Linked DNA regions of Mus musculus: regions 2, 3, 4, 5, 6 and 7 are each linked to region 1. The links are chromatin loops, found by intact Hi-C in ENCODE. Cell type or tissue: heart. All regions are shown on one strand. Region 1 holds the start of Timm22 (translocase of inner mitochondrial membrane 22). Region 2 overlaps Vps53 (VPS53 GARP complex subunit). Region 3 holds the start of 1700016K19Rik (RIKEN cDNA 1700016K19 gene). Region 4 overlaps Doc2b (double C2, beta). Region 5 has its middle 9.8 kb from the start of Mrm3. Region 6 holds the start of Vps53 (VPS53 GARP complex subunit). Region 7 overlaps Doc2b (double C2, beta).

Region 1 (4,000 bases):
CTCTGCCTTCCAAGTGCTGGGATTAAAGGTGTGTTCAAGTGCCAACTAGCTGGCCTCTCTAAACCAAACCTTGGAGAGGTTAAGTAACTGCCTTCAAAGTCACGTGACTCTTAAGTGTGGAGTCTTATGTTGCTGTGGACAAATGACTTGGCTGAGCCTTGGACAATTCTTTGTGTGTATGTGGGTGTAGGCCAGAGGTCAATCCTGGGATGTCATTCCTCAGGAACTATACACCAATTTCTTTTTGTTGTTGTTTGTTTTTGTTTTTGTTTTTCAAGACAGGGTCTCTCTGTGTAACAGCCCTGGCTGTCCTGGAACTCAATATGCAGACCGCCTAGGCAGGCCTCAAACTCAGAGATTCATTCCCCTGCCTCTTCCTCTTCAGTGCTGGGCTTAGAGGTCCCGGTCACCTCACCCAGCCAAACCTGGCTTTTTTGGAGAGATGCTGAGAACTGAACTTAGCCCTTCATGGTTGCATGACAAGCACTTTACCAACTGAGCTTGCTCCCCAGCCTTTTCTACATGATGCCTTCTTAGGATGATCACCTCAAGACCAGCTCAGGGAAGCCAGATACCTCCTCTCCCAGAATTTCTTGCTTTCCAATCACTCTAGCTCCCAAACTCTCTTTCTACTACATTTTTTGAAACTTTGTTTTGTTTGGTTGTTTGGGGTTTTTTTGGCTTGCTTGTTTATTTTGATTTTTTGAGTTAGTGTCTCTATTATGGAGCCCGGGCTGTCCTGGAATTCACTATATAAACTAGGCTGACCTGGAACTCTGAGATCTGACTGCCTCTTCCTCCCTGCTTTGTTTGTTTGTTTGTTTGTTTTTCCAGACAGGGTTTCTCTGTGTAGCCCTGGCTGTCCTAGAACTCACTCTGTAGACCAGGCTGGCCTTGAACTCAGAAATCCACCTGCCTCTGCCTCCCAAGTGCTGGGATTAAAGGCGTGTGCCACCACTGCCCGGCTAATGTTTTTCATTTGTAATGAAATTTGAATTCATCTACAAATATACCTAACCTTTTCACCTGCACGTTTTAAATATGCTGTACATTCTCAAATCCTCAAAACGTGAATGTGTGTGTGTGTGTGTGTGTGTGTGTGTGTGTGTGTGTTGGGGGTTGTTAATGTCTATCCCAGCCCCACCCCGTCTGTTTTAAATATGCTGTACATTCTCAAATCCTCAAAATGTGAATGTGTGTGTGTGTGTGTGTGTGTGTTGGGGGTTGTTAATGTCTATCCCAGCCCCACCCCGTCTGTCTAATCATACTGGTCTTCATTGTTTTTTGTTTTATTTTGAGACAGGGTGTCTCTATGTAGCTCTGTCTGTCTGCCTGTCTGTCTCAGCCCCTCCCCCCACCCCACCCCCACCCCCGTGGCCTGGGCCGCCACCACCCAGCAATAATTTCCAAGCTCCAAACTTCTGCCTTAAGGACAATTTTGCAACTCCCTATGTGTCTACAGCATTCTCTCTGGGTCCTAATATTAGACCTTCAGGGCTCCTGTCCGCTCATGACAGTTACATAGTAACAACATGTTGAATGAATGAATGAAATGACAAACAAACGAACGACAGAAAGCAACTACTTAGGATCCTGCATACCCTGACTGTTAACCCCAGGGTCAAGAGAGACATCTCCGGGTTCAAGGAGCAAGTCCGGGTGCAATCAAGGTCGACACCTACAGGTTCCTTGCCTCCTAAACGCGTTGTCTTGATAAGGAATCCTAAGGCTCTTCAAGCCCTCAGCATCCCAAGGGCCCCTCGAGCCTCGTCTCACCTCCTACACAGGCCAGCACAGCCTTGAAGGCGCAACTTTCCATTGCCCTCTCGATCATCTTCTGCTCCTCGCTCTTGGCAGGACTCGGGATCCCGCCCAGGCTGCCAGGCTCCAGAAGCCGGGGCTGACGCTTGTCGCCCACCAGGTACTGAAGAAGAAGGCTGTACTGCAACGGAGCTTCGGCAGAACCCGCTGCCTCAGGAGCTGAACCCCCGGCCTTGGGGGCGGTAGCCGCCATGACCGTAGGGGCTCTAGTACCTTTCACTTCGTATTTCCCACAGCCGATTCCACACGCTTACCTAGGCGTCCAGCCAGAGTGACGACAACGGCAGATTCGCCACACTGAAGAAGGTGTAGAAGCAAAGTCTGCCTATGCATCAGCGTCGAGGGAGCTATCGTGCTTCCTCAACGCCTCTTTAAACAGCTGCCAAGTTTGTAAGACATTGCTAAAAGCAATCAGACAAGACTCAATATCTCAAGAACACCCCTCAACTAGGGGCCCCATTGCGGTGCGTGCCGGGATTTGTAGTTCTAACTCGAACATCTGACTACACTTCCCAGAAAGCCGTGCGTGCTCACTGGACATGCTACTTCCTTTGAAAACTCTTGAGAAGCCGCTGAAGAGCGGTCGGGCTCCTGTTAGGCTGCAGTTCGTTGAGCTTGCAGCAGGGGACGCGCGTGTCTGCTTTGTTTCTAAGCCATGCAGCAGTGATGCAGCTACCTGATTCACTAGAACCACAGGCTGGTTGGTATTCTGAGATCGAATGTACGCGCTTTGTAAGTAAGTGTTGAAACATGGCATACATATGTTCTAAATGTATTTTATTACATAGTTATTAAGCCTTTAAGGAATAAAGAAGGAGGCCAACAAATGAACTGAGTGGTGGTCTAGCAAGCCTTAAATCAGTTAAATCAGTTAGGCAGAGGCAGGCAGATCTTTGAGTTTGAAGCCAGCCTGGTCTATAGAGTGAGTTCCAGGGCAGCCATGGCTACGCAGAGAAACTATGCTTAAGAAAAGAGAGAGAGAGAGAGAGAGAGAGAGAGAGAGAGAGAGAGAGCGAGCAAGCTGAGTATAGAGTATTATATACATACTAGTTGCATACAACTATGGTTAACAATGGAAAAACGTCACAGCCCTATGGCTGGTAGAAGGTATGTGCCAACAGATACTGCTTAGCTGACCGGTTTGTTGTACACAGTGGGTACTGGACAAGTGACTTTATTTTTAGATTTTATTTATTTTAAATTAATTCAAACGAGTCTTTACCTGAATGTATGTCTGTGGACCGAGTACACGTAGTACCTGGGAGGCCAGCAAATGGCATTAGATCTCCTGGGACTGGAGTTAACAGATGGCTGTGAGCCATCATATAGGTGCTGAGAATTGAACCCAGGAACTCTGGAAAACAGCCAGCCCTCTCAACTCCTGATCCATTTCTCCAGATCCTGGACAGATGACTTTGCAATTAAGGGGCTTTGATTAATGTCCTCCAACAGCAGAGAGTAACTAGGAGCTACAGGTGAAGTTAGAACTTCTTTCACACACACACACACACACACACACACACACACACACACACACACACACACCTGCACTTCCTGTTTCCTGGCTGGGTGAATCACTCTCTTCTTGCTTATACACACCTGTCTTTTGAGTCCATCCCTTTGCTTTCATGCTCACTGCCAAGGAAGTTTTGTTACCTCCCATCACTGCCCAGTCATTAGACTGTTAACTAATCTCTTGCCTCCTGCCCGTCTCTTCAGATCATCCACAGAAACATCTCTAAGCACCCACAGGAAATGCATCTGATGTTTCAGATCCTTTGCTGTGCCAGGACACAAATGCTAACTCTGTGAATTGCCAGGAAGACACCCGTGCTTCATTCACTGCAAGCTCAGCTCTGCCTGGGCCATCCCCCATCTTCATGATTTGCTTTCCATATTCTTATTTAGTCTCAGAAGTGTTATGTCAGAATCATTATTGCTTGGGGGGGGAGTGTCCCACACTGGGAAGGCAAAGGCAAGCAAGTCTTTGACTTTTAAGGCCAACCTGTATACTGCACGTATAAAAGTGCCCATAGAGGCGAGAGGAATGGTCCACTAGAACTGGAGTTACGAGTGGTTGTGAGTCACGTGATGGGAGTACTGGAAACTGCACTCAGTTCCTCTAGAAGAGCAATCAGTGCTCTTAACCACTGAGCCCCCTCAATCATTCTCAGAGGTT
Region 2 (4,000 bases), 320 kb after region 1:
CATGTATGGCAGGCTGTCCTAAAACTTGTTACATAGCTGAAGATGGCTTGAAATTTGTGTGTGTGTGTGTGTGTATGTGTGTTCATGGTAAGAGTGTGAGTGCACATGTGTGTGGAGGCTAGAGAATACCCTTAAGTATTCAATTTACTTTATATTAGAATCAATGTATACCTTTAGGAAAGTTATCAAAACTCGCACATGATGTGTGTGCAGTGGGAGGTGCTTGTGATCTAATGCTCAGTTGCTGAGGCAGGAGAGCCTTAAATTCCAGGTCGGTCTGGGCTACAGAGCAAAACCCTGTTGTGAAGCCCAAACAACAAAGCTGGACATGAAAGTCAGCACGGTGCTGCTACCGGCCTCAGTTGTCCCACTATTGCCCTTTTCTCTCTAGAACTGATCATTTTAGTGTTCAGGCTACCTGTGATGTGTCCAGGAGGACCTCTTGAGCTGGCTCTTCATCCTTTTTCCATGCCCCTATCATTTCCTGAGCACTCTCCTTTCTTTCTGGCACACCAGGCTTATCTTGTGCATTATGTCCAGCCCTAGGGTCATGCTTGCTTCCAGGCTCCCCATTTCCTCTGTAGCGAGTGACCTCAGATACCAGGCTCTGGTGTGAGAGTGCTGAGTGTGCTGAGTGCCATTGTTCCTGGGCACTCAGCTGAGAGAGCTGAGAAACGTGTGCCCACATGAGTGTAGATGCATCCACACACAGGCTGTCTTCATACTACCTGGACCTTAAAGCCTGTGGGTTCATGTCAAGACCTCTAGTCTAACCTAGCACCACAGGAGTTCCCAAGCTGATTACTGCCTCTATAACACAATAGCAAGATGCACGGCTCCTCGCACTCTCGATACATTTACTTGCTTCCTCCATTTGTCCATATGTAGCCCATCCCCCAGTCTCTTCCTAGGCCCACCCCAGAGGCAAGTCCATACCTCCAGCCCAAGAGAAGTGAGAAGGGTGCACGTTAGTGGGTGCAGCTCTGAGTGCATGCATGCTGAATCTGTGTGGGACTCTTGGGCCACCTCCTCCCAGTGCCGCTGCTACATTGCTTTCCAGTCTACTTATTATTTCTGAATGCTGACTTCAGATCCATCCACACGTATCATGCTGAGCCCAGTCTGCAATGAGACGATTGCTTCTTCTCCTTTGTTCATCGTTCCCTGTAATACTCTTTACTCCACATTCATCTTTAACTTAATCAGCAGAACTCCTAACAGTATGTTATGTGAAACCTGCAAATGCTTACACAGTTCTTGGGCACAAAGCTCAAGCTGCAGAGAAGAGAGAGAAGGAAACCACATGTCCATGAGGTTTCTCTCAGCGGGGGAGTCAGGAACAGCAGTGTGGCATGTATCTGCTTAGTACTCTAGAGACCTGAGGTCAGTGCCAGTGACTCTGTGACCTTGCGCAAAGGTACTTCAAGTTGCCAACCTTGGTTTCTTCCCCTTTATAGCTATTGGGAGGAATAAATGACATCATATTTTATAACACATCTATAAGCTAATGGGAGAGAAAGACCAAAAAGAAAACAGGGAAAAAAGAATGTGTTGTATGATATTAAAAATATGAGGAGCTGGAGAAATGGCTCAGCAGTCAAGAGCACTGACTACTCCCAGAGAATCTGGGTTTAATGTCCAGCACCCGCATGGGGCCTCACAACAGTCTGCAACTCCAATCCCAGGGGATACACCACCCTCTGCTGGCTTTCTTGGGTACTGCGCGTACATATTGCATAGGCAAATATGCAGGCAAACATTCATTCACATAAAATAAATAAAATCTCAAAAAAGGTAAAGGTCTGAAGGGATAGCAGTGGGAATCAAAAGGGTCTCACTGCCTCACTCAAGGCCAGGGGCTTTCACTTTGCATCTCAGCCACAGCCACACTCTCTCCTTCACACCTGATCCCTCTTTGGTTTTGGCTTCTGAGATAGGATCTCATGTAGCAGACTTGCTTCACCTCATTATGCAGCTAAGCATCTCCTGCTCCTACTGGCTCTACCTCTCACTTCTAGCTACATCCTTTTGTTCTCTCCCTGATTCTGCAGCAGGCTTTCTCTGCAGCCCATTCCGCAAACAGCATTTTGTCACTCCCTTGAACTGTGACTATTCTAAGGCTGCAGGGATTCTCAGTAGCCCACAGCCCTTGCCCAGGACTTGAGCATTTGTAAACCCTTACTTGCTCACACTTGCTCTCAGGTGGAAAAGACTCCCTGTGTTCCAGGCTGCAGATTGTTGGGCCACGCAGCCCTTTCTCCATTAATCCTACACGAAGATCTTGTCAAACGTCTGCTGTCAGTGATAACCTTCTTTAAGTTAAATGTATTTCAATCTTACCTTACAGCCCTCAAGCCTTGCGTACAGGAAGTGAGTGCTTGATACTTAGTCGGACTGGCCCAGTACTTCATAAGCAATGAACCTCAGAGGTTCCACTGGGGCATCTGGATGCATGCTGGTGCAGGGTGCAAGAGGGCACAGGCAAGCTTCCTCACTAGGCTTCTTTCTCATCTGCAATAGAGAACAATGCCAAAAGTAACTTGGTGGACATTGCACAAAAATATAGATCTCTAGAGGGTGTTTTTGGTAAACAGTGCTCCATGCTTTATGATCAGGTGGGCTCTGAAATAGGAAGTGGGTAAAGACAGTTGGGGTGGTAGGAAGAGATAGGTGGATAGATAAAGTCACTGCAGAGTGTCATCTGTGTGGAGATGAAACCCTCAGCAGACTCCAGTGCATTCTCTGCCTTGCATTTCTCCTCTCCTACTCCTTCTCCTCTTCTTCCTCTTCCTCTTCTTCCTTCTCTTCTTCCTCTTCCTCCTCCTCATTCTTCACTGTGCCGGCCCCTATCCCCCTCTACTTCTGCACTTTATTCCCATCCTTAGGAACAAAATGTGGAAGATGGTCATCTAAACATACTTTGGGTACTAACGTAAAGGATAGCCTGACACACTAGCCAGGGCAGTGGGCTGAGGGAGCATGAACAAATACCGCCACCCCAGGGGAGACCCACTAGTGCACACAGAGACCTTAACACTGTAAATCAGCTGTGTCTATGGCAGATACTTGCTGGAGTGCTGTTCCCAGTACTGTGGAATTACAGCATAAATCAGGGAATGGGCCCTGTTGATTCACATCACCCACTGTGCACCAGGATAGGGAAAGCTTGACCTGTTACACAGTACAGAAAAATATTTACTCAAGTGCTAAAACCAGGTGCTGTGGTACATGCATGTAATTCCAGCAGTGGAGAAACTGAGGCAGGATATCACAAGTTTCAGGCCAGTTTGGGCAACATAGTAAAACCCTGCCTGGAAAAAAAAAATAGTAAGAACCAGGTGTATAGCACATACTATACCCCAGCACTCAGGAGGCTAATACAAGAGGAGAGTCATAAGTTCAAAGCCAGTCTCAAAACAGATGAACAAACCAAAACCAAATCATGTGGTAGTGAGTGGCAGGTGATGGCAGTTCCAGCTGAGGGAGCAGGTGTTGGTTTGAGTGTGCAATGGGGTCATGGCCTAGAGAGCTAGATGGAAGGTGCTTTGGCCAGGAGGTGACAAGTGAAGGCCCAGCAGTGGGGCCACAGAGGTGACTGGCCTGGGTGCCTTCTCCGCATAAGAGCTGTGAGGATCCATGGGAAAGTAGGGCAAGAAGAGTTTGTGCAGAGTGGGGGTGGTGGCCAAGGCACTTGCAAAGGTCATCCAAAGAGGCCTGTCTCCACAGGCAGAGACCTAGCTCTGTTAAGCAGCCACATCTGGATGTCATAAACCGAGTAACAAAAGCACTGGAGTAAAATGTCAATTGTTTCCTATTCCTGCTAATCGATGCTGTGTGTGGTTCTTGCCTTTTTCTCCTTATTGTATAAATATATTTTTAAAACACAGCTGGATTCTTATAGCCTTAGCCAGCAAGCTAAAAAGATACCACATGTCAAGAGGGGCCTCCCATTGTCCTCACAACACAGCTGTACAGAGGACAGTAGTTAAAGCCCTGCTAG
Region 3 (4,000 bases), 410 kb after region 1:
AGCCTGAAGAAGTAATTCTTAGACTCCCATGCTCCCTTCCCCAAACCACAGGATTGTGGGAAAACTGCTGTTCCTTCCACTGCCTGCTCAGCACACAGAGCCAATGCCCCACACCTGAGCCCAGGCCCACCCATATCAGGGGTCAGGGCCACTTTCCTGATGGCCAAAGCCACACAGGTTGCCCTGGAGTTACATCACCCACAAGCAGGGCCATTCTGCTTCACAAGTGCACTCTTCTTTGGAGTGGCCGGAGTGTCTTTGCTGGGACATCTGGAGGCTCTGGGAATGAACTTTGGGAGAGGCAGGGACTCTGGGTTCCTGGACAGTGCTGATGTCTGTGTATGCAAGTGAAGGACTTGGTGAGCAAGACTGGAGGACATGTTGTGGGTGTGATTTGAGCTGTTTGAGGGCATCTATGCACATGCCTAGAACACCTGTGTGGGTCTAGTGTTTGGAGTGTATCTACGCATATGAGTATCTAGAAGATCTGTGTGTGTGTGGTGAGAGGGTGTAGCTATGCATGTGAGTGCCTGTGTAGGTGTTCAGTCTGTGTTGGCGTCAACACATGTAAGTGTCTAACCAAATTCACACATGTGTAGACTGCATGTATATGCATGATGGAGCAAACTGTACGTTAGGTCTGTCAGAGAGTGTCATATTGCTATAAAAAGGCAGTATAAAGAGTGTTGGTGTTGAGGTGGGGGTTGGTGTGAGTTTCTGCCATATATAGCTGTCTCTTGGCGGAGTCCACGCAGGGAAGATTCTGCACACATTTACATGGAGTTGGTTCCTACACAGCATCTGGAAGCATGTGCCCTTTAAAGGGTAAAGGAGTTAGGAGGGCACCAGAGGGGAGCCTGAAGTCTGTTCCCCTGTGGGAGCGAATATCAGCTGGTATCTGTCCAAATGGGTTAGTCTCTTTGTGACTCCAAACTTTGAAATGTCTGTGAGTAAGGGTATATTTTGGCTGAGGGGCTAGGAAGTTGAGAGGAGGTGGGTAGAAGAAGCTCACTCTCTGAGGGGCTGGAAGGTCTTGGGGTGGGTGTCTGCATGGCCTCTGTGTGGGACCCCACACAGAGATATTAGATGTTGAGGTTCTTAGGGGAGGGTGTGGTCTCTTTGGATACACTGGGAAACTTAGTTGGTAGATATCCGTGTTAATTAAAGGCTCTCTGTGCTGGTGAGAACATGGTCTTTATGGGTAGATCTGGGCATCTCTGGGCTGCCCTAAAATGTCCTGTCAGGTTTCTAAGCCTGAGGTGGCTTCCAGGTAGAAGGGTATGGGAGGAATCTCAGGTCCAAGAGCCGAAGCAACCTCCCTAGCTGTTCCTCTTACCGTCGCCCTTGCCCGATCCTTTAGTCTTTTTCTTCTTCTTTTTCTTCTTCACCTTCCGTTTGGCCAGCTCGGAGGCGGTGCCCACGATGGGAGGCAGCTTGGACCCCGGGGAGCCCTCAGCTCCGCCTTCCCGCGCCTCCTCCTCCTCCTCTTCCTCGCCCTCCTCACCATACTCCGCCGCACCGGTCCCACCACGGCCGGCCATCCGCCCGCGGGTCCCCGACCTGCGTGCCCGGAAACAGCAGAGGACCCGCACCTGGCGGGCTCCAGGCGCTCACTGCTTGCTCAGACCACGCGTCTCCATGGCGACCGCTCCACGCCACGCGCACAACTAGGAAGTTGCCGCAAGGGGCACCATAAGGCTCTAGATGTACGCATGCGTGTTTTGATCTGTTTGAGTCCAGGTGAGTTGAAGCGCACAGGACAAGGCAGGAGATAAAGATTATTAATGCTTAGCTGACAGTGACAAATCCCATCCACTAATGCGTGATCAAAATATTTACCATTTTTATTTTTTGAGACAAGGTCTCATGTAGTTCGAACTGGCTGGTCTTGAATTCCTCATCCATTTGTACACTCTCCCAAGGGCTGGGATTACAGGCATGAGCTATTGATGTCTGGCTGTCTCCACACCCTGCACCTCGCGCCCCATCACCCACTCACCACTTAAGTTGCCTAGGATGGTCTGGAGCTCATTGTAACCCAGGCAGACCTTGAACTCACGATTTTCCTGCTTCAGCCTCCCCAGTAACTAGGATTATATGTATGAGCCGCCAGGCCTGACTCCACACGAAAATTGTTTTCTTAAAATTTTTTAAAAAAAATATTTATTAATATTTATTTTGTATATGTTTCTCTTGATTGTATATATGTGCACCCCCTGTTGATCTAACTGTATGCCTTTGTGTTGCAATCTACTTGAGCCCTGGTGTGGGCCAGGATGCACAGGTCAAGGCTAAGTAGAAGTTGTGGGTCCTTGGGCCGGCACTGACCTATCTTTTCCACACCTGTGCTGGCTCGGAAGTGAGAAGAGCACCAGATCCTTTGGATCGTGAGTTACGGATGGCTGTGAGCTGTGGTGTGAGGAACCCAAACTGGGTCCTCTGCAAGAGCAGCAAGTGCCTTGAGCTGCTGAGTCACCTCTGAGCACTCTACCTCTACCCCCATGACAGTTCATCAAGACCGTGCTCATGAGCTGGGGATACAGCTCAGTGGCAGGGCACTTAGCATGTAGGAGACTAAAATGTGTCACTCAGCCAGCACCACAGATTTAAAAAGACCAAACCTAAGCCGGGCGTGGTGGCGCATGCCTTTGATCCCAGCACTTGGGAGGCAGAGGCCAGGTGGATTTCTAAGTTCGAGGACAGCCTGGTCTACAAAGTGAGTTCCAGGACAGCCAGGGCTATATACAGAGAAACCCTATCTCGAAAAACCAAAAAAAGAAAGAAAGACTAAACCTGTGTGATCTGTTGCTTGCTTTTTTTTTCCCCCCTTCAGGTTTATGCACCACCGGTCATATTTTCCAAATATGGCTGCAAAGAGACAGGAGTGTAGTTTAGGTGGCAGAGTGCTTGCCTAATATATATAGATCGAGCACTGGGTTTGAACCCAGCACCCCATGAACTGGGCATGGTGGCACATGTCTGTCGGTAATCCCAATACTTGGGAGGTGAAGACAGAAGGACCAGGAGTTCAAGGTCATCCTTGGCTACAAATTGATTTTGAGAACAGTCAGGTTACAGTGGTTTGTCACAGTTACTAGACACTGTGACAAACTCCCACAACAACCAAAACTAAGTATGCCTGCTGTAATATTTCCAATCCTATAAGCCCTCCAGGAATCTCACCCTTTCCACAGAAAGGGACAGTCGATTCTATTCCCCTTCAGTCTGGGTAGATCAGTTGACTTCCTTGGAATGAATAGCGTGTGTCATGTCTGGGATGTAGCTCATATGTTAGAGTGCTTGCCTTACATGCAAAACCCCAGGCTTTCTATCCTCACTTTCCTTCAGGCTCATATGCCTATCTCTCTTGGTTGCTTGCTTTATTTAAAGCTAAATTTAAATTTTAAATTTGATTGTATGTTTACATATGTGCTTATACACGTGCCACTGCATATATGCAGGAGTCAGAGAACAATTCAAGGGAGTGAGTTTTCTCCTTCCAGGAGACTTTACCCACTGACCCATCTTTTTCCGCTGACTTGCTTGATTTTGTTTGTTTGTTTTGTACTAGGGAGTGAACCAAGGGTCTCATAAATGCTAACACTGGTCAGGTGTTCTACCACTGAGCTACCTCCACAGCTCTATGGTTTTCATTGTTGATTTGTAAGAGTTTTGTGGTGTTTTGTGTGTGTGTGTACGTGTGTGTACATGTGTGTACATGTGTGTATTGTATTTGTTTAGAGACAGGGGTCCATGTAGCCCAGGCTAGCTTCGAACTCTATGGAGCCAAGGATGGTTCTGAACTTCTTGTTGTTGTTGTTCTTCTTCTTCTTTTTAAAAAATATTTATTTATTTATTTATTTATTATATGCAAGTACACTGTAGCTGTCTTCAGACACACACACACACCAGAAGAGGGCATCAGATCTCATTACAGGTGGTTGTGAACCACCATGTGGTTGCTGGGATTTGAACTCAGGACCTTTGGAAGAGCAGTCAG
Region 4 (4,000 bases), 640 kb after region 1:
GCTCCCTGGGCATCCAAGCTGGCCAGAGCTGGGGGAATCCTCAGCCTCAGCTCCATCCAGAGGAAGGGCTATCTACAGTGAGGACCTATTGGAGGTGAGGGGTGGAGCCCTGCTGCAAGCCCAGAAATGGGGGTACTCTGGCTGCCTGGAGACTACAGGGAGGACAATGGGCAGGCAGAGCCCAGGACTCCAGGACAGACAATGTAGCCAGCCAGAGCTTCCAACTTGCTTGTGCATTGATGGGCAGATAGACTCCGTGAGCCTCTGGGACGGGGATTCCCACTCTAGCAGGGCATCTGGGTGCACATATTGCTACAAAGGGGTGCAGCATACCAGAACCAGCCAGTTGTCTGCAGGGGCTGTGGGTACTGCTGACTGCTGAAGGGTGGAGGGCAAGGAAGGCATCCCATGAGAGTCAGGGCTCAGCACAGTCTTGAAAACCCAGCTGTGGCTTGAAAGCTAGGAGAAAACCAAATACAGAAAAGAGGAGGCCTGAAAGAGGGTACCAGGGGACAGGGAGCCATGGGGGCCTAGGGTTGCGCTAGGGCAGCATTGGGCTTTTAGGCAGGAGCTAGGCTTAGGGATGTGTACAAGCACTTGGGAAACAATGTTCAAACCCAAGCTCTCCCATTTGATCTTGCTCCCAAGGGGTCTCAATGCACACTGCTCCTGTTCTCAGCGTAAATTCCCAGTCAGCTTCAGGGGAATGAGAAAGGGATCCTACTAATGTGGAAAGAAGCAAGCATCCCTCCTGCCCACCTGTCCCTCCCTTCTTCATCCCCTCAGCTCAAGCTGGTGTTAGGTCCTTCACGGCTACCTATGGCATCCTGGCCCTATCAAGACAGTCAGGACCAGCAGTGGAAAATAGAAAGCCTTGTTTGGGGGAAGGTGGAGGGATGGGGGTTCTGCCCTCAGGAGCTGAGAACTCTGGCCTCAGTTTCTAGGAAAGGGTAGGACACTGGTCAGTCTTGAAGCTCCCAACTGCCTCCTGCCAACTGGGATTCAGGAGCACAGGGGGAACAGGGAACCAAGGAGTTCCACCATCATCTCAGAGCCCCATTTTCCTCAATCCATCACTGAGTGATAAGACACTGGGGTCCTGCCCTAAGCCTAGAACCCTCCTACAGCTGAAATAAGAACTCGGGGTCCCAGAACATGATTCCAATCCACAGTGCTCACCAGCCTTCCCTAGTTGGCAGGGAAAATAGGTCTCTAGCTCTCCACAGCACCAAGCCACCTGTTGCTTGTAAGAGACTGGGTTTCCCTCTTTAAAAGGTGTCGCCTGTTACTGAATTGGCAAACGCCTTCTTATTGAATCTTCACCATCCTGTGTGGTGGGAGGCATGGTCAACCCATTTTATAAATGAGATGGCTCCAGAGTTGTTGATAAACTTCCAGGGCCACCACGGTGTGAAGGGCTGAAGCAAAAACTCCAAGCCTTTTGACTATCTGAGGACAAGGACTCTCAGGTCCCTCTCTCCGGAGTTAATGGGGCTTAGTGAGGTCTCTTACAGAGAAGTCTTGTTATTGTCAGCCACCTCACCCTCTAGCTGGCTTTGAAATCATTTGTGCCATTTAGGATTTGCCAAAGGCTACAGCCAAGCCCTGGAACTCAGCTGTCCCACCCCCAGCCTGAGGTCAAGGAACTTGGGGGACCGGCCTGATGTTTTCCCCATACAGCTAGAAACAGGAGCAGATATTTAAGTGCACCTGGTTGAGCTCTGAGTAACTCAGATTTTGCCTTTTGGGGTGCTTTGTTCAGAGAGGAGTTTAGAAACCCCCCGACGATACAGAAATGTTTATTATACCTAAATGTTTATTATACCTGAGGTGACTGAAGCTCATCAAAAGAACAGGTGGCTCAGGTGGACAAGAAACCTGGATCCCTGTTGCACCAGGCAGTAAGTGGGTTTGGGACTCAATGATGATCCTTGCCAATCCCAGGGACAGGCAGGGTGGGAAGCAGGGCTTCTAGCCACCTAAAAAGTGATGGCCACTAAAAAGTGATGGAACTTTCCCGGATCCTGGAACGTTTCTAAATCCCCAGTACATTACATCTCTACTAAAGGGAAAAGGTCCTTTGAGAAGTTTCAGAATCAGTTCAGTCTTTCATTCCAAACGAGTATCTTCCTTCTGGCTCATCAGCGTTGCAAAGAGGAAATTTGATACCAAAAACAAAGGTCATTCCAAAGTACTGTCAGTAACCAGGGCCTCTCTTGATGCCCATCATCCACCTCGCGTCCTGGTCTCTGCCCCGCCCTCCACCACCGTTAGCCAATCCCTGAACAGTCCCGTCTTCCAACCCAGAGTCAGTGACCTCCTGACCTCTAGTGGCAAAAATGAGGAACTGCACCTCCGTGGCCCGCCCGCCCGCCCGCCCGCCCGCCGAGCTCGGGCCAAGCGTCCTGCCCTCCGTCCTTCTCCAGCCAAGTGAATCTCCCGATGCATGGACTCTGGCTGTCCTCGACACGGACTCGTGCACTGCTTACAGTTTTGCTGCCACGTGACGACTGCAGAATACATCCTCAAACTGCAGCGCCACGAAACAATTTTTGTAATCTTGTCTGACCTTCCCAAAGGTGTCCTTTTTAAGTCTTATTTGTTAATATTTATAACGATATATAATCAAAGTAAATGAGAACGTCGTACTGAGGTCGCACTAGCTTGGGAAACTCCTTGGAAGATCTGGGGGGAACAAGCGAAAGACAACTGGGGCTTATATGTGGCGTTTACTTTTGTTTTTTGAAATGCATTTGTAAACCAGTCTAGCATCCAACTTGTGATGATCCTCCTGCCTCTCATTTACAACTCTCCATTTGAAACAGGCTCCTAGGTTACTTATGGAAAAACAGGCTCAGAAGTTTGAATATGTGAGGCTGATCAGATGCACCTGCCACACAAGCCTCAGGATTAAGCGTGATCCCTGGAAGACAAAAAGGCAAGACTTTCTGGTGTGGCCCACACCTTTATAATCCCAGCACTTGGGAGACAGAGGCAGACCGAGGCCAGCCTGGTCTACATACCCAGTTCCAGGACAGCCAACAAACAAAAAATTCAGGATATGCAGGTGGTGGAGGCCAAGGCCATAAGTTCCAGCACTCAAGAGACAGGCAGATCTGAGTTTGAAACCAGCCTGGTCTACAAGTTGAACAGCCAAGGCTACGCAAACCATTTCAAACACACACCCACACACACCCAAATCAGGATGTGATGTGACATTAATAATCCCAGCAATCCCAGGGACCATATGGGAAGTGGGGATTGGGGAGTTGCCCAGAGCCTTCCTGCCAACTAACCTAGAATAAACACCCAAAAATAAGATCGTCCCTGTATCAAGCTTTAAGGTGTAAAGTTATCCTCTGACCTCCACACAATTGAACCAGCTTGCACGCTCAGTATCTCAACCTCCCTCTATTTCCCTCCCTGTCCCTCACTTATACACACAATAAAATGTTAAAATAATGAGTTAAAATGCTTGTACAGGATTAGTGCTGACCTGGGGCAGATTTCTCCACGGACAGACATGAGTTAGAGGAGGCCAGAGAGGGCACTGGGATGGAATACTTGAGGTTATGTTCTAGGTGGAGGGAACAGATGTGGCCTCTTGGAACAGGGGCAGGCTTGGTATGGTCAAGAACCTCAAGGAGCCCAGTGTGGCTAAGTGGGATGGGCAAGGAATGAAAGCCGAGTACTGACAAAACACCAGGGCACATAAAATATTTCAAATGTAAATTTATTTTTTACTGAACCCAAATGTTCTGGGGATGCTACTAAATCAGCCCACACTTCAGGGGACAGGGACTCCTTGCAATGGAGTACCAACTGTCCTTGCAAGGGCTAATCACCTTCACAGCCTTTCCTGCTTTTAGCAGCTCTAAAACTCTGAAAAGCCCCCTCTTGACTTTAGCAGATTTCTCCATGACCTCATGGTTACAGGCGGGCCTTCGACTCTTGATCCGTACTTCCTGAAGCTCTAGACAGGTTGGGTTTTTTTTGTTGT
Region 5 (4,000 bases), 150 kb after region 1:
AACACGGGCAAGTGAGGACACGTGTGTCAAAATGCTGCACAGAGTCGACACATAGGGAGTGGCCTGGGCTAGCATCCAGTGCCACATGCTGAGGTGCTCACATTCTGTACACAGAGACATTTCTTCTGTCAGCCTGGGCAGACCTGTGCCTGCCTTGTAGCACCACAACACCAATGAGGTACAAAAGCCAGGGTGGCAGTACCCAGGGGCTGCAGAGGTTCAAGAGCACCCTTCTCCCTTCCCACTGTCTTGTGCAGCCAGTCCTGAGCCCACCAAGATCTTACAAAGTTTCTCCCACAATGGTTATACTAAAGGGGTTACCTCATCTATATCCCTTATTGACAATGCCTCCAAGCAGGCTGCTTAGGGGACTTTCTAGGGGACCACCGTTCACTGTGATTATATTATTCTTTCTTTCTTTATGTATGTGAGTACACTGTCACTCTCTTCAGACACACCAGAAGAGGACATGGGATCCCATTACAGATGGTTGTAAACTACTATGTGGTTTCTGGGAATTGAACTGGAAGAACAGTTAGTGCTCTCAACCGCTGGGCCATCTCTCCAGCCCATGACTTCATTATTAAGGCAAGGGCCTGTGAGCATACGTGGTAAACCTTCCAGGAACAAAGGCTGTATATGGACTTATATAGTAGTTCTGCTTTGTGCTGGGAACTCTGCTGCAGGGGAATCAGAACATAGGGTGTTCTCCACATACTTTACGGAGGAAAGATGAAGGTCTTCGTTTCATTCCTGTTGCTGTGATAAAACACTGTGACCAAACAGCTTACTGGAAAGTTTCTTTTACAATTCAGTTCCAGGGTCCATCAGAGCCAGAAGTCACTCCTACAACACAGGATCCTATGCCGCCACCCACAGTGGGCAGCTCTTCACACCTTAACAAAGTAATCAAGATCATTCATTCCTCACAGACTGCCCCAGAGGCCAACTTACCTAGGCAGTCCTTTGTTGAGATTCCTTTCCCAGGTGATCCTAGAGGGCGTGAAGCTGACAATTAAAACTAACCACTGCTACGTGGGTCACGCCTGTAGTGTTCTGGGCTGCTTCCCAGGCCGGGACTGTATTAGGCCAAGTGCATGTAACTCCTCAAGAACAGCTGAGATTTCCTTTTAAAGTTACAACTCTGAAAAGCCATCATACTGCCCTGAGTAGGCTTCAGTGGCCTCAGGGCTGGACTTTGGATGCTCAGACCTCAAATAGCAATCGTAAGGACTAGAGCTAAGAATATAGTCTTCACCAGCTACTCTGGGGTGTGCCTCGCCCTCATCCCCATGAGCGGCAAGGAGGGCGAGTAACCCTGCTGCAGCTCTTGCTTCCTCCTCCCACCTTTTGTTCCCACTCATGAAGCAGCAGCACTGGTGATGGGGCACCCCAAGTCTGAGGTTTCCTGAGTAGATGACACAGCTGGGAATCGCTATACAGAGGGGAGAAGTGCAGGGCCAATCCCAGAACACTGGGCCACTGAGCACTGAGCGGGCGTGCCTCCTGGGACTCCAGTGAGACTGGGCTGGCAGCTGTAGCCCCAGCTGCTCAGATGAGACTCTGCTCTGTTTAGAAACAGTTCATCAGTTAATTTGGCTCCTAGTTTATTTTGTTTGTGTATTCACTCCCTCCTGGAGTGAAAGGGAAAAGACTGTTGTAGTTAAAAGCAACATACTTCTTGAAAGTAAAACAAGATGAGCCCAAATGGCAAGAACGTCACTGAGCGGCTGGGGAGGCAGCTGGGTGGAGGTAGGAGCCCCAGGGCCTAAAGTACAACCCATGGTCAGAGAATCCTGGCAGGCTGGGCTGCTGGGACTTTGTGTGGCCCTGATGCACTTCAGCACGGGTGACAGTCATCAGAAGTTGCTGTGAGCCCTTGGAGCAAGATGTCAAGTAGTATTTTGCCCCATGTGTCTAAGTGACCAGGATTCTCACCACTTAGCAACTGGCTGAGGTAAAGGACCAAACGCACTGGGCAAGGCTATGCATGTAAGCTTCCTGTGACAGGAACACATGGGACATCTCCCAGAGGCTAGACATAGAAACTGTGTTAATGTCTATATTCTCTTGAATTTCAGATTCTGATCTCCACTGAGCTGAGATATAATCCAAGTTTGCAGTACTCTTTGGCAGGGGGAGCTAGGACTCCATTTGAACAACTTAAGCCCAGGGCAAGTCCCAACTCTCTAGCCTGTGTAACCATTTCTGAGGTGAGGCCTGCCACCTTGTGGCCAAAGCTACTACTACAGGGGGCCTCCCTGCAAAGCCAAGCAGGAGCCTAGGCCAGTTTTTCAGTTTCCCTTCCAGTTTCCATAACTCTGACTGCTCCATTTTATTCCTGTTTCCTGGGGAAATGGTGACATTCATTGTTCTCAAAGGTGAAAATTCATGATAGCGATTTTCCAACTTCTTTTATGAATACATTGTTGAGGGCATCAGATCTCATTACAGATGGTTGTGAGCCACCATGTGGTTGCTGGAAATTGAACTCAGGACCTATGGAAGAGCAAGCTGCCAGTGCTCTTATCTCTCCAGCCCGTGATTTTTTTCATGTTTGCTCAGCAAGAACATAGCCACAAGCACTCCCCTGTAGTCAGTCACTTAAAAGGACAATGTGTGTACCCCAGCCCCCAGGCTAAGTTCTAACACTGGCCAGAAAGCATTTGACAAATACACTTCTTATCCGTCTTGCACCTAGGATAGCAGAATGGCCTCAAGTTGCACACAATGCAGGAGACTAAGTACAGGAGAGTGGCTGGCAGAGGTGTGCTTGCTTGCTTCCTTTTGGTGCCTTCTGTTTCTTTAGCACTCTCTGAGGTGTTGAAGGGGAGACTAAATGCCAGCAGGCTCAGCAGAGTGGTGTGAATTCTTCCCTGCTGCCTTTAAAACCCAGCCTGCTGTGATAGTCATTACAGTCCCCCTCAGCTCACATTGTGTTCCAGCCTTTGTGGGCCACAGTAAAAAAACTTTGGGCTCAGCACATGCCTTTAATCCCAGTAGAAGCAGGCAGAGCTCTGTGAGTTCTAAGACAGCCTGGACTACATAGAGAAAGAAACCCCATCTCTGTCTGTCGCAGACTCTCACACACATATCCCTCCGCCCTCGGAGAAAAGGCTTTGGCCTTTCCTGGTTTTTAAAAGCTGACTAGAGACTGAGAATCTCAGGAACCCATGGACTACCCACCCACATCAAACGTTTGTGCAGTACCCTGGGAGGGCAGGCAGTGTTCTTCCTGGGAGGACACAGCCAACAAAACCAAACACTACCAGTAATCTCTCCTAAAGCACCCCAAAGCCCTGGCATCTGCCACCTGGTACATGGGCAGCTTGCCCAGTTGATTCTCCCAAGAGTTTTACTAGAGCTGAAGGAATGGAAAGGGAAGGGTTGGCTCTATGGTTTCTGTTGTACGTGCAGCAACTTGTTCAGCCTTCCTAGAATAAGCAGCAAAGGAGTCCGACAGGAACCTAGTCATTGGAGCTGCTGGGCTTGAAGATGTAGCACAAATACTTGCTTGGAACCTCAACTCTAAACCAATTGTTTGTGGTTGCAGAAGTAGTGTTTAGAACGGATTCCAAACTCCAGCACCCCCACTCCTTCCCATGGTTACTCAGCAGGTGCAACTACCTGCTTTGGTCTTCTCTGACCTCACTGTATTTTGGGGTTTAAGGATCCAGCCTATCCCTGGGGATCTGAGAGCTCAGTGCTGAGGCAGTATGATTAGAGCCTCCGCACCCTGACCTTGTAAGGTCCTCGGCTCACAACACCCAGTGATGCTTCCTGATCTAAAAATGAAATGTACATTTTTTTATTTTTAATTACATGTATATGAATGTGTCTGTTTATGCACATCTGAGTATACATATCTGAGGCCAGAAGGAGCAGATCACTTGGAGATGAAATTAAAGGTAGCCACCCAACATGATCCACCAAACATGAGCCCTGGGAATTCAACTGGGATCTCTGAAATATCAGTTAGATGCTGGGCCATTTCGGCAGC
Region 6 (4,000 bases), 230 kb after region 1:
TCGTGTATGGGTGTTTTGCCTGTATGTATATGTGTAGACCGTGTGCATGCCTGGTGTCCAAGGAAGCTATAAAAGGGTGCTGGCTCCCTTGGAACTGGAGTTACAGACTGATGTAAGCCACCATGTGGGTGCTGGGAATTGAATCCAGGTCGTCCGGGAGATCAGCCAGTGCTCTTAACTGCTGAGCCATCTCTCTGTCCCCTTTATTTTTAAATTATGTATATGTGCATCTTGTGTGTGGGTGTTCCTGGAGGGGATGTCTGATGCCTTGGAGCTGGAGTTCCACGGTGGCCAGCTGCTCAATGAAGGTGCTGGAAACTGAACTTAAGTCCTGGATCCTCTGGAAGAACAACAAGCATCTTTAATGGCTCAGCTATCTTGCCAGCCTTTGTTTTTTGATTTTTAAGACAGAATTTCATTACATAGTCCAGCTAGCCTCAAACTCTCCATCTTTCTGCTTCAGGTCCCAGAATCCTGGTATTTATAGGCATGTGCCACCACATCCAGACAGCACCTATGGTTTCTGATAATAAAAGTACCATATGGAGAAAAAAAAAAAAAAAAGCTGGGCAGTGGTGGCGCATGCCTTTAGTCCCAGCACTTGGGAGGCAGAGGCAGGCAGATTTCTGAGTTCGAGGCCAGCCTGGTCTACAGAGTGAGTTCCAGGACAGCCAAGGCTACACAGAGAAACCCTGTCTTGAAAAACAAACAAACAAACAAACAAACACAAAAAAAAGTACCATATGTTGATTGTAGATGTGTGGGAAAATAAAGAAAAAATATATTTCCCTGTCATTTGCTTTTGGTTGAGACAGTACATTTTCCTTATCCACCTACTCTTCACCTTCCAAGTGTTGGGATTATAGGCTTGTACCATCACACCCAGCCAATTTTGCTCTCAGAAATAAATATTCTGCTTTCTGAAATACACTGTGCATATATCGCTATGTCATTAAATAATTGTCAAAATAATACTTTTATGAGTCAATAATATATGTGTGGAGGTTAGAGGGTAACTTGTGGAAGTTAGAACTCTCTTATCAACATGTGGGTTCGATGGATGAATTCAAGCATCAGGCTTGAGGGCAAATGCTCTACTGGCTGAGCCATCTTGATGTCTCTCACAGTCCTCCTGCAATTATATTTTAAAGCATTCTTTTGTTGCTGTTGCTAAAACTTATACTACTCACACATTTTTGGGGGGCAAACTAAAACAACAATAAAATTCCATTCCTAAAACTATAATGTTTTTTAAAAACTAAAAAAAAAAAAGCAAATTATATTATTCCTGAAGCAATTTTTATAAAACTATATGTACGGAAAAAAAAAAAAAAGTTCAGCAGGGCCAGATACTCCTCTGTCGAGGTTTTCACAATGTTGAACTGGTAAGGCAACCCTTCCCTTGGCTGCAATTCCATCATTGTTCCAGTGCCTGCTGGAAAAGCGGTTCCACAGGGCTATCTGGCTCCTCTTTTTGTAATGTACGCGGCTAAACACCCTAACATTTCCTGTACTACCTGCCTAAGTTTGCATAATACTTCCATATTTAATGTCACCCCATCTAACGTAGTGTAAGCAGGGCAGATGGGAATACTTTGTTCAAGATCATAAGGTTATCAAGGGTGTAAATAAGGATGTACAGCCCGGACATTCGGTCTCAAAAACCAAACACTTCCCAGCGTTGGGTCGCTTTTCTCCTTACTCCCCACCCTAGCGAGGAGGCTTCAGACAATTCTGCCCAGTAGATCCTTATCTAAGGAGCAGAAGCTCTCCCAAACCTCAAATGTCTTTGGCAACACTGCCACTTACCAGCTGGGGTCATTTCACTCCCGATGGCAGGGGGACACAGACTGCCCTAGACCAAGGGGATCCAGCGAGCGGGTTGCACGTTGGCTTCATGGCCAGCGGGGCTTATTGCCCATCCATTGGGACACTGCCGTGGCTACCGCTCTCTGGGGCGCCCGGGCGACACTACGGCGCTGGTGGGGGATGCGCCCTGGGCGAAGAAGAGAGGGCTTTCAATCTTAAGAACCCGCCGCGTGCGAACAGGGAACTTGAGGTTAAGGGTTGTCTGGAGATTTTCCAGGGACTTGACAGCCATGCCTGCGGAAGTCAGTCCTCCGCTATCCCAGAGTCCCCCGGTTCCCGGAAGTGCCCAGTTCTCCGGAAGTGCCAGGCTAGCCGAGTAAGTAGCGGCTCCCTCGAGCCCCGTACCTGGAGGCTTGCTCTTCTGGGGTCCTGGTGACAGACAGGTCGCGAGCAGGATTGGAGAGGGCGTCGGGGGCTGAGCGGCGGGATGATGGAGGAGGAGGAACTGGAGTTTGTGGAGGAGCTGGAGGCTGTGCTGCAGCTCACGCCAGAGGTGCAACTCGCCATCGAGCAGGTGAGCGCTCCACCCCCTCGGGAGGAAGCTGCGGTGGAAGGGGCAGCTCTAGGCCAGGGTCGAATCTCCCCTGCTAGGCTGGAAAGGTGGCGGTTCTTATGCTGAGCGGAAGTCTGGATGGTGGTAAAGGTGGGGATGGGTTTTTCAGCCTGGGGACCGAACACGTCTTCTCTAGGCTCTGTGTTTCCGAGGTTGTTACGCCCTGCTGAGTTTGGGCCGAGCTGTCCTCTTTGACAGGATAAACCTAGAGGGAGCCCCGTGACTAGAGAATTCGGATTATGGTTGATTTTAAGACTCTATTCATTTTCCAGCTAGTGCGGCTTCTTCCATTTCTCTGGTTAAACTCTTGGAGTGGTTTGGAATTGGCAGTGGGATACTTCCATTGCGGAAACGAATGACAGAATAGGGTTGTGGGGCGGCATACTGGAAAATGACCCTTGTGCTGGTGTGCGCGTGCGCGCGCACTTGACACTCGCTGGAGTCATCTGGGAAAAGGAAGCCTCAGTTGAGAATTGCTTCCATCAGATTGGCCCACGGGCAATCTGTGGGGGCATTTTCTTGGTTGATGCTGTAGAATGGCCCAGCCCACTGTGGGAGGTACCACCCCTGGGCAGCAGGTTCTGGATTGTATAGAAAAGCAAGCTGAGCAAGCCATGGAAAGCAAGCCAGTAAGTAACATTCCTTCGTGATTTCTGCTCCATTTCCTGGCTTGGCTTCACCTGATGACGACATACTATAACCTGTAATCCAAATAAATTATTTACTTTACAAGTTGTTTTTGGTCATGCTGTGTTATCACAGCAATGTAAAGCAAACTAAGACAAATCTGTACCATAACTAAAAGACTGAGGGCTAGTGAGATAGTTCAGTGGGTAAAGGCACTGTGCCACCAAGCCTGCTGACCTGAGTCTCTTCCCCAGGATCCTCAAAATAGAGGGAGAAAACTACTCCTGGACAAAACACACATACACATGCACACGTCTCCCCAACCTCTGGTCTACAAAGTGAGTTCCAGGACAGCCAGGGATACACAGAGAAACCTGTCTTGAAAAACAAAAAAATAAAGTATTAATGGTCCATATATGCTAATTATTAGTAGTAGAATTATTTTACTTGGGCTACCTTCCCAATAGCCATTAAATGAGACACACTCTTTCTTTCCTTTCTTTTTTATTAGTATTGGAGGTTGAACAAATCCTTGGCACATGAGATAAGTGTCTTACCACAAAGCAATATCCATAGCTCCTAATGTGCTTCTTCTTACACTATAACCCCATGTCAGTTCCCTTAAGGAAGATCTTTCTCCCTCTATCAACAAAACCTTACAAAAACCTACACAGTTACTTCTAATATTATGACCATACATCTTAATATAGTTGACAGGAGACTTTAGTCAACAAAAAACTTCTTGTTGGGAAGAGAAGACTCTTAGGGATATTCTTTTTTTTTTTTTTTTAAAGATTTATTTATTATATGTAAGTACACTGTAGCTGTCTTCAGACACTCCAGAAGAGGGCGTCAGATCATGTTACAGATGGTTGTGAGCCACCATGTGGTTGCTGGGATTTGAACTTCGGACCTTCGGAAGAGCAGTCGGGTGCTCTTACCCACTGAGCC
Region 7 (4,000 bases), 630 kb after region 1:
AGCAGCTGAGCCCTCCCAGAGCCTTGGTGCCTGTTCCTTTCCAATCACTTTCCTGTCTGCCTTCTCACTTCATCTCTCCTTCCTCTGGTTTATAGGGCAGAGGGTCTAAGGAGCCCCAGTGCTCAAGGCTAAAGACAGGCTAAGCCCTTTATCTCCTAATGTCAGGACATGTCTGTTTACTCAAAGCCTAAGCCAAACAGAGGAATCCCAGCATTTAATCCCTGTGTGCCAGGCCCGGCAGGACTAGACCCTGGAACATGGCTGCTCCAAAAGCTGGACCCAAGTCCAGCCCTTAGAATCCAGCCAGCAGCTGAGACAGTGCCTTTGTGCGTGGATTTCTCAGACTGTATTCTCATGTCACATTCTCTCCACTCGGGTGCATGCGTGATGGGTAGAACTTTCCATGTCACTTGAGGTGACCCAAATTTTCCAAATGGTGTACACCTTTCAGGAGGGCACTTCCAGCTCCCATATCCAAGTTCTGACCTCAGATTAAACAAAACTCTGTGCCTGTGGATGCATGAATGCTCATGGAGTATATGTGCACATGTGCACTGTGTATACATGTGTGTACATGTATGTGGATAAGCATGCATGAGTATGGGCTGAGTATTCCAGAGGCATCTCTGGCCATTGCCGAGCCTCCCTTGAATTTGCTCCTTGCTCATTGGCCAGTTTGTGAGCACACAGGGACCACAGGGGTGGCATTTGGGGTGACCACTCTGGTTGTAAGGGCATAGTTTTGTGTTTTAGATTTTATACTCTATTATATTTACTTGTTCTAAGTAAATACATGGCTTAATGGCTGTCACGTGAAACAGTCCAGAGTATGGTAGTGTCCTCTGTCTGCCTGTGAAAATCTCTGCTCGTATACACTACATGCAGAGCCTAGAACCCCACACCTGTACCACTGATCATGACTGACTGAGTATTGGGTTTAGAAGGATGCCAAGGTTGTATTTGAATTCAGGGTGAGTGCTGGGATCAATTAGCCATGTCTACTCTGCGCATGAACCTTGGAGAAAGGCCTGTGGGTAACAGGCATCCCTTCCTCACCTCTCAGGACTCCCATCTCCAGGAAGGTTTTTGGACATGACCACATGGGGACTCAGGTCAGTCCCAAGCAGAGCACAGTTGCAAGCAAAGGCTCAGGCTGTCAAAGAGGGGTCTAGCAGAACCCCGAGGAGGGATGCTCAGGTGGACGTGAGGGGAGGAGACTAGGGGCAGCCTCACTGTCTGCTTAGCTAGGAAGGTGGAAGCAGACAAGAACAGCAGAGTGACCACCCTCTCCTGCAGGTGGACAAGGCAGAGGACAAGTCTCTGGAAGAGCGAGGCCGCATCCTCATCTCCCTCAAGTACAGCTCACAGAAGCAGGGCCTGCTGGTGGGCATCGTGCGCTGTGCACACCTGGCTGCCATGGATGCTAATGGCTACTCGGACCCCTATGTGAAAACGTGAGTGTGCGACCAGGCCTGCGCTTGACTCCCCTGCTCACCTGGGAGAACCAGAGTCCTATATGGCTGGAGCCAGAGCCCAGCATGAGAGGCACTAAGGGGGTTTCCTCAGAGCAACCAGCTTTGTCCACCAGGGTGTTTTCTTCTGGGTTCCTTTTGTGATTCTGGGGTTAAGCAAAGCCGTCTCATTTCATAGATGGGGGAACTGAAGTCTGCAGAAGGGTCGCCCAGTGGGAGAGGGAATAGTTATCTCTTTTTGGACATAGGGGACATGGCCACATGTATTCCAGGCTGCCCTTGAATTTACTGCGAAGCCAAATTCAAGTTACATGATCTTCAGATGCTACTGCCTCCGCCTCAAATGCGATCTCTGCAGCTGATGATGTGAACTGCCACACATGGGCCTCCAGCGCTGGAGATCAAACCTGGGTCCAGTGATACAAGGTCACTAGTAGCTCAAGCAAGTTCTAGGAAGAGGCAGGCCCAGTGCCGGGAGCCTGGAGGCTTGGGGAACTGGCAGGAGACCTTTGCCAAGTCTTCCTGTGTGCCCAGGCCCCGTGTCTCCTCTCCCTACCACTGATAGAAAAGCTACAAATAGACACTGGCTAGGGGTGGTACCAGTGGCCTGGGCCCCACAAGAGTAGATCTGGACCGGGTTAGGCTGCTCTTAGAGATCCAGGGGCTAGGTAGAAGGAGGTGGCCTTTTAGAGAAGAAGGGAGCAAGTGCCACATAGCCTACCCTTAGTGCTTGGCACAATTCACAATAGTGTAAATGCCATCTGAGTTCACAGGGATCATCTCCTGAGAAGAGCCTTGGGAAGAATTCAGCTTGACTCACAGCTACCTGTAACTTCAGTTCCCAGAGGCTCTGGTGCCACCTTCTGGTCTCAGAGGGGACCAGGTGTATACAGGGTGCACATAGATACATGCAGGTGCTCACACATGCACATGAAATAAGAACTTAAAAATCTAAAAGAAAAAAAGCTTTCTTCTGAGCATGTGCAGACTCTTCCTTGCCATTAGTCCCTAAGCTACAGAGTAACGGTCATGTGTACAGCATTTGCAGTGGCTGAGTTATCATACAGGGTCTAGAGGGAACTTAGCAGGCCGTGGAGGGTTCTGTGCAGATGCCAGCTCATTTATGTAAGAACTTGGGCATCTATAGCATCTATAGCTGCACCATCATCCATAGGCACCAAGGGTCATGCAGAACACTCCTGAGTGGAGACAGGGAGGCAAAGAGCAGCAGCGTTGGAGGGTCACCAGGTGTGTCACCTCCACCAGTCACACTGCATTTCTCTTCAGACAGAATTGAGATGTGGAACCAACATTTGAAATCATGTTCAGTGCCAATCTGCTGGGTGAACTCCAACTCCAGGTCATGGAGGGGTGACCCAGAACCTAGGGTCTCCCTTGGTGCTGATGTGCACAAGCAAACTGGCTGGAGTGCTAGCAGGATGCTTTCGCAGCTTGGGGCTCCTCCCTTCCACGGGGAATATGTCAACATGCTATCTGTCCTCTGAGTAAAGATGGAGAAAGGCGTCAGAGGCTCAGTACAAGTGAAGTTTCCTCCTACTTTGCAGGGACAGGGGCTGAGGCAGGATCTCACTGTGTACCCCAGGCAATCCATAAACTTGTAATCTTCCTGCCTCAACCTTCCAAGAACTGGAATTGCAGGTATGCGCCACCAAATCCAGCCCTCGCCTGGTTGAATCTAAGGGTCTAGGACCAGCGGATACAAAAAGCCAGATGTTTTGCTCTTACCCAGAATTCCCTTAGCTCCAGGCATCCTCTGGCCTGTTGTCTATCCCAGTAGCATCGCCTTTTCCAGATTTCACATCAAGCATCTTCTGGATGCTGCTTAGTTGAGCTTCTCTCCTGCAATGAATGATTTGACTAAGGTTCACCCACACAGTATATACACTGGGGATGCCATCTTTGATTGGCTGCATAGCTTTCGGTATGTGCAGAAAACATGAATTGCTAATCAGTTTACCAGTTGAAGAGCACACAGACTGTTACAATTTTGGATGATGGTGCAGATTGGCCATTAACCAGTATTGTGTAAGCCAGGCTCAGCAATGCGCACATGATCACTTAAGAGGTAGAGTCGGAAGGATGGAGTGTACAAGGCCAGTCTGGACTACACACTGAGAACTAGGGGGACTGTGTCACAAATACAAAACAACCCCACAAGTGTCATACACATCTTCATTACATACCCTTTGTCATCACCGTTTGCTCACACAGCCTTCCTAATGTTTGTTTTAACAAACCAGGATCATTCATATAACAGACCGGCAACTTGAAACTGGATGGTCATGTCTGTAATCCTAGCACTTAGAAAGTAGAGGCAGGAGGATCAGGAGTCAGGGTCATCCTAACCACCTAGGAGACTGAAGAGTGTGTGCTTGTGGAGGTCAGAGGACAACTCGTAGGAGTCCTTTCTCTCCTTCCACCACGTGCACTTGGAGGGCGTTGAACTCATGAACTCCCATGGGCGGGCTTCAGCCGTGAGTGTGTGAAGCCCACAGCAACATGCTGGG

What was found. A loop is a pair of places that touch in the nucleus more often than their neighbours do. Peaks named below come from ENCODE experiments on the same cell type or tissue, not always from the same donor. Only the 100,000 strongest peaks of a DNase experiment are listed, where the experiment ranks them.
Region 2: a loop joins it to region 1, with 4 times the contacts of the local background. A loop is called at or near these places in 13 of 42 quality-filtered maps.
Region 3: a loop joins it to region 1, with 2.5 times the contacts of the local background. A loop is called at or near these places in 2 of 42 quality-filtered maps.
Region 4: a loop joins it to region 1, with 2.2 times the contacts of the local background. A loop is called at or near these places in 6 of 42 quality-filtered maps.
Region 5: a loop joins it to region 1, with 6 times the contacts of the local background. A loop is called at or near these places in 41 of 42 quality-filtered maps.
Region 6: a loop joins it to region 1, with 3 times the contacts of the local background. A loop is called at or near these places in 12 of 42 quality-filtered maps.
Region 7: a loop joins it to region 1, with 2.3 times the contacts of the local background. A loop is called at or near these places in 10 of 42 quality-filtered maps.

What each region holds. Positions count from the first base shown.
Region 1 is chr11:76,405,219-76,409,218 of GRCm38, reverse strand. It overlaps Timm22 (translocase of inner mitochondrial membrane 22), which reads right to left and starts at 2,076. Exons shown (of 4, transcript NM_019818.5): 1 at 1,777-2,076. The coding sequence starts at 2,014. In heart, a CTCF peak has its summit at 2,435; a DNase peak (open chromatin) is centred at 2,368; H3K4me3 peaks cover 1,657 bases; H3K27ac peaks cover 1,069 bases.
Region 2 is chr11:76,083,786-76,087,785 of GRCm38, reverse strand. All of the region lies in intron 13 of Vps53 (VPS53 GARP complex subunit), which reads left to right. Among named protein-coding and RNA genes, the nearest start is that of Rflnb, 58 kb to the right of the region's middle. In heart, a CTCF peak has its summit at 1,706 (motif pointing left); no DNase peak of the experiment used is centred here.
Region 3 is chr11:75,997,603-76,001,602 of GRCm38, reverse strand. It overlaps 1700016K19Rik (RIKEN cDNA 1700016K19 gene), which reads right to left and starts at 1,691. Exons shown (of 2, transcript NM_198637.2): 1 at 1,337-1,691. The coding sequence starts at 1,541. In heart, a CTCF peak has its summit at 1,685; a DNase peak (open chromatin) is centred at 1,632; H3K4me3 peaks cover 830 bases; H3K27ac peaks cover 200 bases; H3K27me3 peaks cover 1,611 bases.
Region 4 is chr11:75,767,742-75,771,741 of GRCm38, reverse strand. Doc2b (double C2, beta) reads left to right here. Exons shown (of 9, transcript NM_007873.3): 9 at 1-3,472. Among named protein-coding and RNA genes, the nearest start is that of Gm12339, 26 kb to the left of the region's middle. In heart, no CTCF peak of the experiment used is centred here; a DNase peak (open chromatin) is centred at 2,281; H3K4me3 peaks cover 612 bases; H3K27ac peaks cover 254 bases; H3K27me3 peaks cover 899 bases.
Region 5 is chr11:76,251,565-76,255,564 of GRCm38, reverse strand. No RefSeq gene overlaps it. Among named protein-coding and RNA genes, the nearest start is that of Mrm3, 9.8 kb to the right of the region's middle. In heart, a CTCF peak has its summit at 2,238 (motif pointing left); DNase peaks (open chromatin) are centred at 1,494 and 2,224.
Region 6 is chr11:76,177,796-76,181,795 of GRCm38, reverse strand. Vps53 (VPS53 GARP complex subunit) reads left to right here and starts at 2,158. Exons shown (of 22, transcript NM_026664.4): 1 at 2,158-2,383. The coding sequence starts at 2,297. It also overlaps a transcript of Tlcd3a not described here. In heart, no CTCF peak of the experiment used is centred here; DNase peaks (open chromatin) are centred at 2,145 and 2,875; H3K4me3 peaks cover 2,134 bases; H3K27ac peaks cover 1,702 bases.
Region 7 is chr11:75,774,454-75,778,453 of GRCm38, reverse strand. Doc2b (double C2, beta) reads left to right here. Exons shown (of 9, transcript NM_007873.3): 6 at 1,297-1,454. Among named protein-coding and RNA genes, the nearest start is that of Gm12339, 19 kb to the left of the region's middle. In heart, a CTCF peak has its summit at 2,345 (motif pointing left); no DNase peak of the experiment used is centred here; H3K27me3 peaks cover 465 bases.